2 separate regions of the Homo sapiens genome follow, and region 1 is linked to region 2. Evidence: read pairs that join two places in POLR2A ChIA-PET (ENCODE). Cell type or tissue: A673. All regions are shown on one strand. Each heading gives the region's core, and the rest is flanking DNA. Links, peaks and the distances in the headings are about the cores only.

Region 1 (4,400 bases), core at 251-4,250, 300 kb after region 2:
CCAAAATGAGCAGTGTGATTCACAAGTAAACGGAACAGGCCGGGCGCAGTGGCTCATGCCTGTAATCCCAGCACTTTGGGAAGCCAAGGCGGGCCGATCATTTGAGGTCAGGAGTTCGAGACCAGCCTGACCAACATGGTGAAACCCCGTCTTTACTAAAAATACAAAAAAATTAGCCAGGAGTGGTGGTACATTCCTGTAGTCCCAGCTACTAGGGAGGCTGAGGCAGGAGAATTGCTTGAACCCAGAAGGCAGAGGCAGCAGTGAGCCGAGATCACGTGACTGCACTCCAGCCTGGGTGACAGAGCAAGACTCCGTCTGGAAAAAAACAAAACAAAAGAAAACGAAACACTACAACTAAATGGAGTAAATGGATCCTAATATCCCATTAGGTTAAGTTCTGTTTAGCTACAAATGAATGAAGACCTCTTTGTGGTTACTGTCTTACTACATACTTCATTAGAAATAAGTAGAGAGACAAGCAGACTAGTTTATTTAACTCTGGTCAGTGTAGGGAGGGCAGTGGCTAAATAATATTTAGCATACAGTAAGTCCTTCTAGTAAATGCTTGTGAATAAAAATTTAAATAGAAATGAACTCTTAACACTTTTTAAAGGCCTAGGTACATTATATGCTCTTACCTAAAGTATTTAGACAAACACACGCGTAAGATATTAGCTGGTTTGCATATTTCATTGTATAGATCTACCAGTCCATTATTTCATGATATAAAGAAATTAAGAAAAAGTTTTGTGGAACATATTTGAATGACCAACTTTTAATTCACGATGTAGATATTTCACCTGTTTATTCATTAAATCTTCATTTTTAACAATAAAAAATTTGCAAAGCCTCTGTATTTTTATATCTTTTAGTTATACACTAATTCTAAAAGCATGAACTAAATTTTTCAACATTAACTGCTTTACACACTCTACGTAGGAAAAATTCAGACAGAGTTCTTCTGATGTCTGAATAATAAGATATTGACTTATTTTTCTGGAGAATTTTATTCTAAATATTAATTACTAAAATGTGTAAAAATTTTGTTTACTGAATATATGTCTAGGAGATTCCAGATTAAACATCTAGACAAAATAACAATTAGCCAGGAATTTTAAAATAGCAATAAAAATGTTTTGTAAACCAATACAGCAAAGCTTCTTGACATCAAATGATAAAATAACTTAAAACTTTGAAATTAATTTTCAAAATAAGTAGTAAACTTACAGTTTGTTGCCATATGAAATTGAGAAGAAAGTGCCTGAGTAACTGAATTCCAAAATGTGTAGAAAATTTCCGGTTGTCCATCCTGTGAAGAACAAACAAAAATTTTTTAAAAATAAAAAAATGCATTTATTTTAAGAAATCATAATGGGTAACACGTAACCTTGAAAAGTTATTTAAAATTTAAATAAAAATTTTAGACATCTAACCATCAAACAATAGAATTATTAATTAAATGGAAATACAAAGATGATTCAAATTATGTCTTATGTTCAAGTAGTCAGTCATTCTTCTTCTCTGCCACATAATAGCTGGTGTAACCTTGGGCATGTTGCTTAGCCATTCAGGGCCTTTGTTCTTCATATGAAAAATGGTGATAACATTGCAGGATAATTATGAGGATTAAACAAATTAATAAAAGTCTTGGGACAATGCCTGAAATACAATAAACTCAATGAATGTTAGCTATTATTATTACATAAATTATTACTCTCATCATCATTTTTTAAATACGGAGGGCAATTTGTGTGACTATAACAAAATGATAGACAAAAGCCTGCTTACAACATGCTTGTTAGGATAACTAACAAGAAATAATTCACTATTACAAAAGAGAATGGCTGAAGCCTAGATATAGTTTTAAAAAAACTCAAAGGAATTGCTACTACTCAGTTTAGCATGATACTTTCAACTTTGAATATATGTTTTAAAAAGTAAGCACTATAAAGAAAAGACAAATATTAATTAAAGTATCATTTGTTAAAGAAAGACAAAGAACTTTAACACTGTTAAAATAGAATCACACTCTTAGAAATTTTGCCAAATACTTTAAGATACATCCACATGTGTGGTATACAATATAATACTGCCAATATTCTACTATTTTTGCAGCCAGAAATGCCAACTTCATATGGTTCAAAGTAATATTTTAAGACTGGGCACAGTGGCTCACAACTGTAATCCCAGCACTTTGGGAGGCCAAGGCGGATGGATTACCAGAGGTCAGGAGTTTGAGACCAGCCTTGCCAACATGGTGAAACCCTGTCTCTACTAAAAATACAAAAATTAGCCAGGTGTGGTGGCGCATGCCTGTAATCCCAGCTACTAGGGAGACTGAGGCAGGAGAATCACTTAAACCCAGGAGGCCGAGGTTGCAGTGAGCCAAGATTGCGCCACTGCACTTCAGCCTGGGCAACAGACCAAAACTCAGTCTCAAGAAGCAAACAAACAAACAAAAAAGTAAGAGTAAAAATAAAATAAAATATCTCTAATGTTAAAATATTGCTACAGTCCCAAAAATAAAATTATAATTTTGGACAAGTGAACAAAATGACCAATGAAAAATACTGATTTGTGACTTTTATACCTGTGTACACTTCCATTTTCATTAATTGTTCCTTTTTAAAATAAGTCTTATGGTTGTAAATTTACTCAAGAACTGTTAATCATAAACAAGGCAAATCAAATCATTGTTGATTTCTTATGCAACGATCAGAAAATACATTCAGATTCCTAAGATTTTATGTATTATGTCTTGCATATCTTAGTTTAAAGTAGATGCTTTTCATCATGTTAAGGAAGTATAATATACCACATTAACAGAATGAAGGACTAAAACCACATGGTCGTCTCAATTAATGCAGAAAAAGCATTAAACAAAATTTAACACCATCTGATGATAAAAACACTCAACAAACTAGGACTCGAAGGAAATTACATCAACATAATAAGGGCCACATAAGAAAAATCTGCAGCTAACATCCTACTCCATGGTGCGAAACAGAAAGCTTTCCCTCTAAGATCAGGAACAAGGCCAGGATGCCCACTCTTACCACTTCTATACAATATAGTACTAGGAGTCCTGCCAGAAGGACCAAGCAAGAAAAAGAAATAAAAAGCATCCAAATTGGAATGGAAGAAGTAAAATTATATCTGTTTCTAGATGATATGATCTTGTATGTAGATAATCCTAGACTCCTCAAAAAGGCCTGTTAAAATAATAACTGAATTCAGCCAAGTTGTAGCCTACAAAATCAACACATAAAAATTAGTGTGTTTCTACAAACTAACAATGAAATAGCCAGAAAAAAATGAAGAAAACTACCCTACTTTTATAACAGTATCCAAAAGAATACTTAAGAATAAACTTATTCAAGAAGGTAAAAAACTTGTATACTGAAAACTACACGATATGGTTGAAAGAAATTAAAGAAGACACAAGTAAATGGAAAGCATACTGTGTTATGGGTTGGAAGACCTAATAATGTTAAAATGTCCATACTCCCCAAATGATCTGCAGATTCTCAAAATCTCAATGGCATTTTTGCAGAAATAAAAAAATACTAAAATTAATAGAGAATCTCCAGGGATCCCAAATATCCAAATATCTTTCTTGAGGGAAAAAACAAACAAACAAAGCTAGAGGCCTCAGACTTCCTGACTTCAAGACATATTACAGAGCCAGGTGCAGTGGAACACACCTGTAGTCTCAGCTACTTGGAGGATGAGGTGGGAGAATTGCTTGAGCCTAGGTGTTTGCAGCCAGCCTGGGCAACAAAGGGAGATCCTATCTCTAAAAACCCAAATAAAACCCATCCAAATGGAAAAAACCATATTACCAAGCTTCAGGAATCAAAACAGTATGGTACCAGCATAAAGACAGACATAGGGACCAATGGAGTAGAGAGACAAAAAAATAAACGATCAAGTATACAGTCATACAATCTTGAACAAGGGTGCCAAGGCTACACAATAGGAAAAGGACAGTCTCTTCAATAAATGCTGCTGGGAAAACTGGATATACGCATGCAAAAGAATAAAGTTGAAACTTTACCTCATACCATGTATAAAAACTAACTCAAAATGGATTAAGGACCTAAACCTAAGACCTGAAATTATAACTCCTAGAAAAAAAACATAGGAGAAAAGCTCTGTGACACTGGATTTGGCAATAATTCTTGTATAGGACACCATGAACACAGGCAACAAAAGCAGAAATAGACAAACTGGACTATACCTAACTTGAGATTTTCTGTGCAGGAAAGGAAACAATCAATAGAGTAAAAAGGCAACCTACAGAATGGGGGAAAACATTTGCTAACCATATATCTAATAAGGAGTTAATATTCAGAATATATAAATGGCTCTGACAATTCAACAATTAAAAAAACAAA
Region 2 (4,400 bases), core at 149-4,148:
GATTGAGACCCAAAGAACTAGAAATTTCATTTCGGGGGCTCTAAAAGAGCAAATTTTAAGTAATACTTCCCTGCAAAATAAATATAGGAAGTAAAATAGAATTTTGGATTTAAAAGGAATCTTAAAGAGTGTCTAGATCTTAACAATGAATACAATTGAGGCAGATAAGGTGAAGTGGTTCACCCAAAATCACAAAGTTCCTTAACTACAGGACTGAGGGTAAATTTGGCCTTCTGGTTCCTAATTCTCTGCTACTGTGTTTCCTCTGGGGACATTATCTTTATTTCTAGAAGAAGAAAGCAATATTGGTGTTGTCTTACCCCAGTTTTTTTTTCATCAAACAAGAATTCCCATAAAGGGAGGGAAAAGAAGGTAGGTGTGGTGATTTTTTAATGTGTAAACCATTTCTTTAATAATGATTTCTCCAGGTGGGGCGTGGTGGCTCATGCCACTAATCCCAGCACTTTGGGAGGCTGAGGTGGGCAGATCATGAGGTCAGGAGATCGAGACCATCCTGGCTAACACAGTGAAACCCCGTCTCTACTAAAAAATACAAAAAATTAGCCAGGCATGGTGGCAGGCGCCTGTAGTCCCAGCTACTGGGGAGGCTGAGGCTGGAGTCCCAGCTACTGGGGAGACTTGAACCCGGGAGGTGGAGCTTGCAGTGAGCTGACATTGCGCCACCACACTCCAGCCTGGGTGACAGTGCGAGACTCCATCTCAAAAAAAAAATTTTTTTTATTTCTCCAGAGGTGGAGCTGGATTCCTCTCCTTTTGAATATAGGCTGGATTTAATAACTTGCTTCTAATGAACAGTATATGATAGAAAAGATGGTGTGTCACTTCCTAAATTAGGGGATAAAAGGAAATAAGATTTTCTCCTTGCTCTCTCTCTTTCTCTCAAACACTTGCTCTGGGGAAAGCCAGCAGCCATGTTGTGAGAACACAAAAGTAAAACTCCAAGCAATGCTGTGGAGAGGAACTACAGACTGCTACCCACAGCCTTTTGAGTGAGCCATCTTGGAAGCAGATCTTCCAGCCCCAGTCCAGCTTTCAGATGAACACAGCCAAGGAAAACAGTTTGACTTTGATTCAGAGCCAGAACAACCTCTCTTATATGCTCCTGAATTCCTAACCCACAGAGACTGTGAGATAATAAATGTTTGTTGTTTTAAATAGCTAAGTTTGAGGGTAATCTGTTATGGAGCAAAAGTTCATTAAGATGGCAAGGAAGGGAAAGAAAGACAGAAAAAAAAAAACAAAGAGAAAAAGTCATCAGAAAAAAAAATACTGCTTGTAGAACATTCTTGCACACCACTGCCAAAAACTGTTAAGAGAATAACTAGATAACACAAAAGGCTGATGAGTTGAGGAACTGCCAAACCAACACATTTGGAGCACAGAATGTCAAGGTTTTTGTAAGAATCCAAGAAAAAATGTTTTACAATTTAAACACTTGCAAAATGCCACTCTGGTCAGATTATGGTCTACAGAAGCCCAATACTCTATTTATGAAGATGGAAAAAATTTTGTGAGAGAACATGGTTACTCTTTATGCCACTGAGCTTTGAAATCAAGAGCCTTCACCATTCCTAATTTCAACACACACACACACACACACACACACACACACACACAATTTATAGACTTCAGAAAAAAAAAATGCTGAGTCCTCTATCATCTTTTTTTATACTAAAACTGCCTCCAAGCTCCAAGAGTTGTTTCTTCCATCTAGAATTCTTGTGACAGTCTTTGCAGGAAGTTCAGGGAGCCTAGAGGCTAAAGGAAGCTCTTCTGGTTCAGTGTTAATATTTGGGGTGGAGATGGCTATCAGAGACCAGTAAATCTCCATAAAATAACCAAAGTTACAGTCACTAACCACCATAACGAAAGTTTTCATTTCAATGAAGAGTAGCTGTTCACTTTGTCAAACAATTATTCCTATGGTTTGAGCCTTCATGAAACACACACACACACACACACACACACACACACACACGCATACACATAGTCCTGCTTGCCAAGTATAGATGTCTCCCTATGAACCCCTCTTTTTGTGGCCTCATATTATATTTAATACAGGATGAGGGGGTCCTCTGAAGTTTCTGCTGAAAGGCCCCTAGTTGTTCATGCTGATATTTGGTAGCTATCATTCATTCTAAATGTAGACTTTAAAAAAAAATGCTCTTTGATTCCTTTTCCATTCAGCTTTCATCTTCTCACTCTCAATGAACAAACATTAAAAGAGAAAAGTAAAACTAAAGAAGTGTGAATATCATACAAAGTAAGGAATTTTGTGAAAGATGTAGTGTGAAAGATAATAGTGAGAGTAGCTGTTCCTTGTGCTTGCAATCAGAAGAGTCATTGAGGAAAATGCCTTAGAGTATGCGAAATTGGTGAGGCATGTCAGATCATGAGATAGAGATGGCAATGTGGGGGAAGGCAGGCTGGGGAGGGGGCCATCTCTGTGTAACACCAAGGGGGCAGCCAAAAGAAGGGGAATGTATCAGAGAGGAAAAAAATCGCTGAAATTAAAGAAGAAATGGACAAACACATTTATGAAAGGTGAAAAATGGCACTGACTCAAGTAAAAGCTTTATTCAGAGATATACTAAAAGATGTAAATCAGATAAAGGAGAAAATGTTTATTTATTTACATAAATAAATATCAGTTAAAAAAAAAAAAGATGAGGCTAGTGTGGTAACTCACACCTGTAATCCCAGCACTTTGGGAGGCCAAAGCAGGAGGATCACTTGAGCTCAGGAGCTTGAGACCAGCCTGGGCAACAAAGTTAAACTCCAAATCTACAAAAAATAAAAAAATTAGCTGAGTGTGGTGGCGCATGCCTGTAGTCCTAGCTACTCAGGAGGCTAAGGTGGGAGAATCACTTGAGCCCAGGAGTTGGAGGTTGCAGCGAGCTATGATCATGCCATTGCACTCCAGTCTGGGCTAGAGAGAGACACTGTCTCTAAAACAAACAAAAAAAACAAAAGATGAGTCAGCAATTTCTGTGAGTGACCCCAAGTCTTCCACAGAATGATGAATGTCCACACCATCCAGCTCTGCAAGACAGCCTCTTATGATTATGCAAGTAATCTTAAAGCAGGATGAAATAAGATTCCTTCTAATGTTCTGGGATTGTACTGTTTTTATTTTCCTAATGGGAGACTGGATTTTAAATGGCAGAGGCAAACAGCTGAGAGTTAGAAAGCATAATAAAGTTCATGAGGAAAAAGAGAGTTCCTGGAACAGATTGGCTTACCACAGCATTTGCAAATAATTCCCCTACTGTTAAAATAAGGCTTTGGCAGATACATTCAGTTTGATTTTGGGAAAAGGGAAATAATAAAATCCATGACACTGGTGCTTTTTGCTATCTCATTTAAGGAAACTAACAAAAGAATAGTAGAAATTAGAGGCACTCAACATTTTACAATTCAGACTAAAATTTTTTTCATCATTTAACTGCAAAGACTAATGGTAGCCAGCAACAGGATAATACCTCGGGCCTAAATAATGTTACAAGAAGATGACAGACTAGAATTTCCAGTATTTTGAAGCCAATAACAGAATAACTTAAAAGAGCTTGAACTAGTGCTTTTGTCTCAGGAGACAGTAGTCAATACAATCAGGCATAAATCATTTAAAAACAGAGCCAGCATATGGGTTGCCTTCTAACTGTGTGAAATATACAAAAATGCTAGGCAAAATGTGATTAGCATTCCGATACATTACGGATAGAGCTTGAAATAAGGCACGAATATTCATGCAATCCTCAGCGATATGAATAACAACAGAAACTGAAAATATACTGCATGAGAAAAATGCTAATGAAACATTAATAAGCAAAAATTTCTGTGCATAATCAGTGAAACTGAAGGGTTATTACAGCTTAGGAATCTATTGTTTATGGAAAAGTGAAGGTATATAAATAAAAAGGGGACAGAATTAAAAATGGTAGAGGCAGTCTATTTTGTTATCTAAGCATCAGGAGAAAAATATAAAGTATGATTCCAAATTTATTTTTAAAAAATAACAGTTGTTGTCTCTGAATATTGGGACTATGCAAAATTTCTTGTTTTTCAAATAATTCTATGATCAACCTTATTATTATTTTAAATATTATTTTTAAAAATTGGACTTTGGGTTTAAGGCCAGTACTGTATATAACTAGAGGAAAGAGCACATGTAAGTTGTAGCCTACAAAAATAATATTATTATAAGGATGACAGGAACAGATGGATTCTATTTTCATTTTGGTGACAAATACATAGGTCTAGATTCAGTATAAACAACTATAGAGTGATGGAGGCAGGAAAGAGGAAAAAAATTTTTAAAGAATAAGAAAAGAAAAATTAATTTCATTAAAATCTTAATTATCTGATTTTCTGAAAAGACA

What was found. ChIA-PET counts read pairs that join two places held together with the same protein. Peaks named below come from ENCODE experiments on the same cell type or tissue, not always from the same donor. Only the 100,000 strongest peaks of a DNase experiment are listed, where the experiment ranks them.
Region 1: POLR2A ChIA-PET joins it to region 2 with 9 read pairs; 2 of 35 experiments call an interaction of 5 or more read pairs at or near these places.

The regions. Positions count from the first base shown.
Region 1 is chr7:107,323,210-107,327,609 of GRCh38, forward strand. COG5 (component of oligomeric golgi complex 5) reads right to left here. Exons shown (of 22, transcript NM_006348.5): 11 at 1,231-1,312. Among named protein-coding and RNA genes, the nearest start is that of GPR22, 140 kb to the right of the region's middle. In A673, for the core only: no CTCF peak of the experiment used is centred there; no DNase peak of the experiment used is centred there.
Region 2 is chr7:107,022,681-107,027,080 of GRCh38, forward strand. No RefSeq gene overlaps it. Among named protein-coding and RNA genes, the nearest start is that of PRKAR2B, 20 kb to the right of the region's middle. RefSeq lists a cis regulatory region at 2,951-3,147. In A673, for the core only: no CTCF peak of the experiment used is centred there; no DNase peak of the experiment used is centred there; H3K27ac peaks cover 1,234 bases.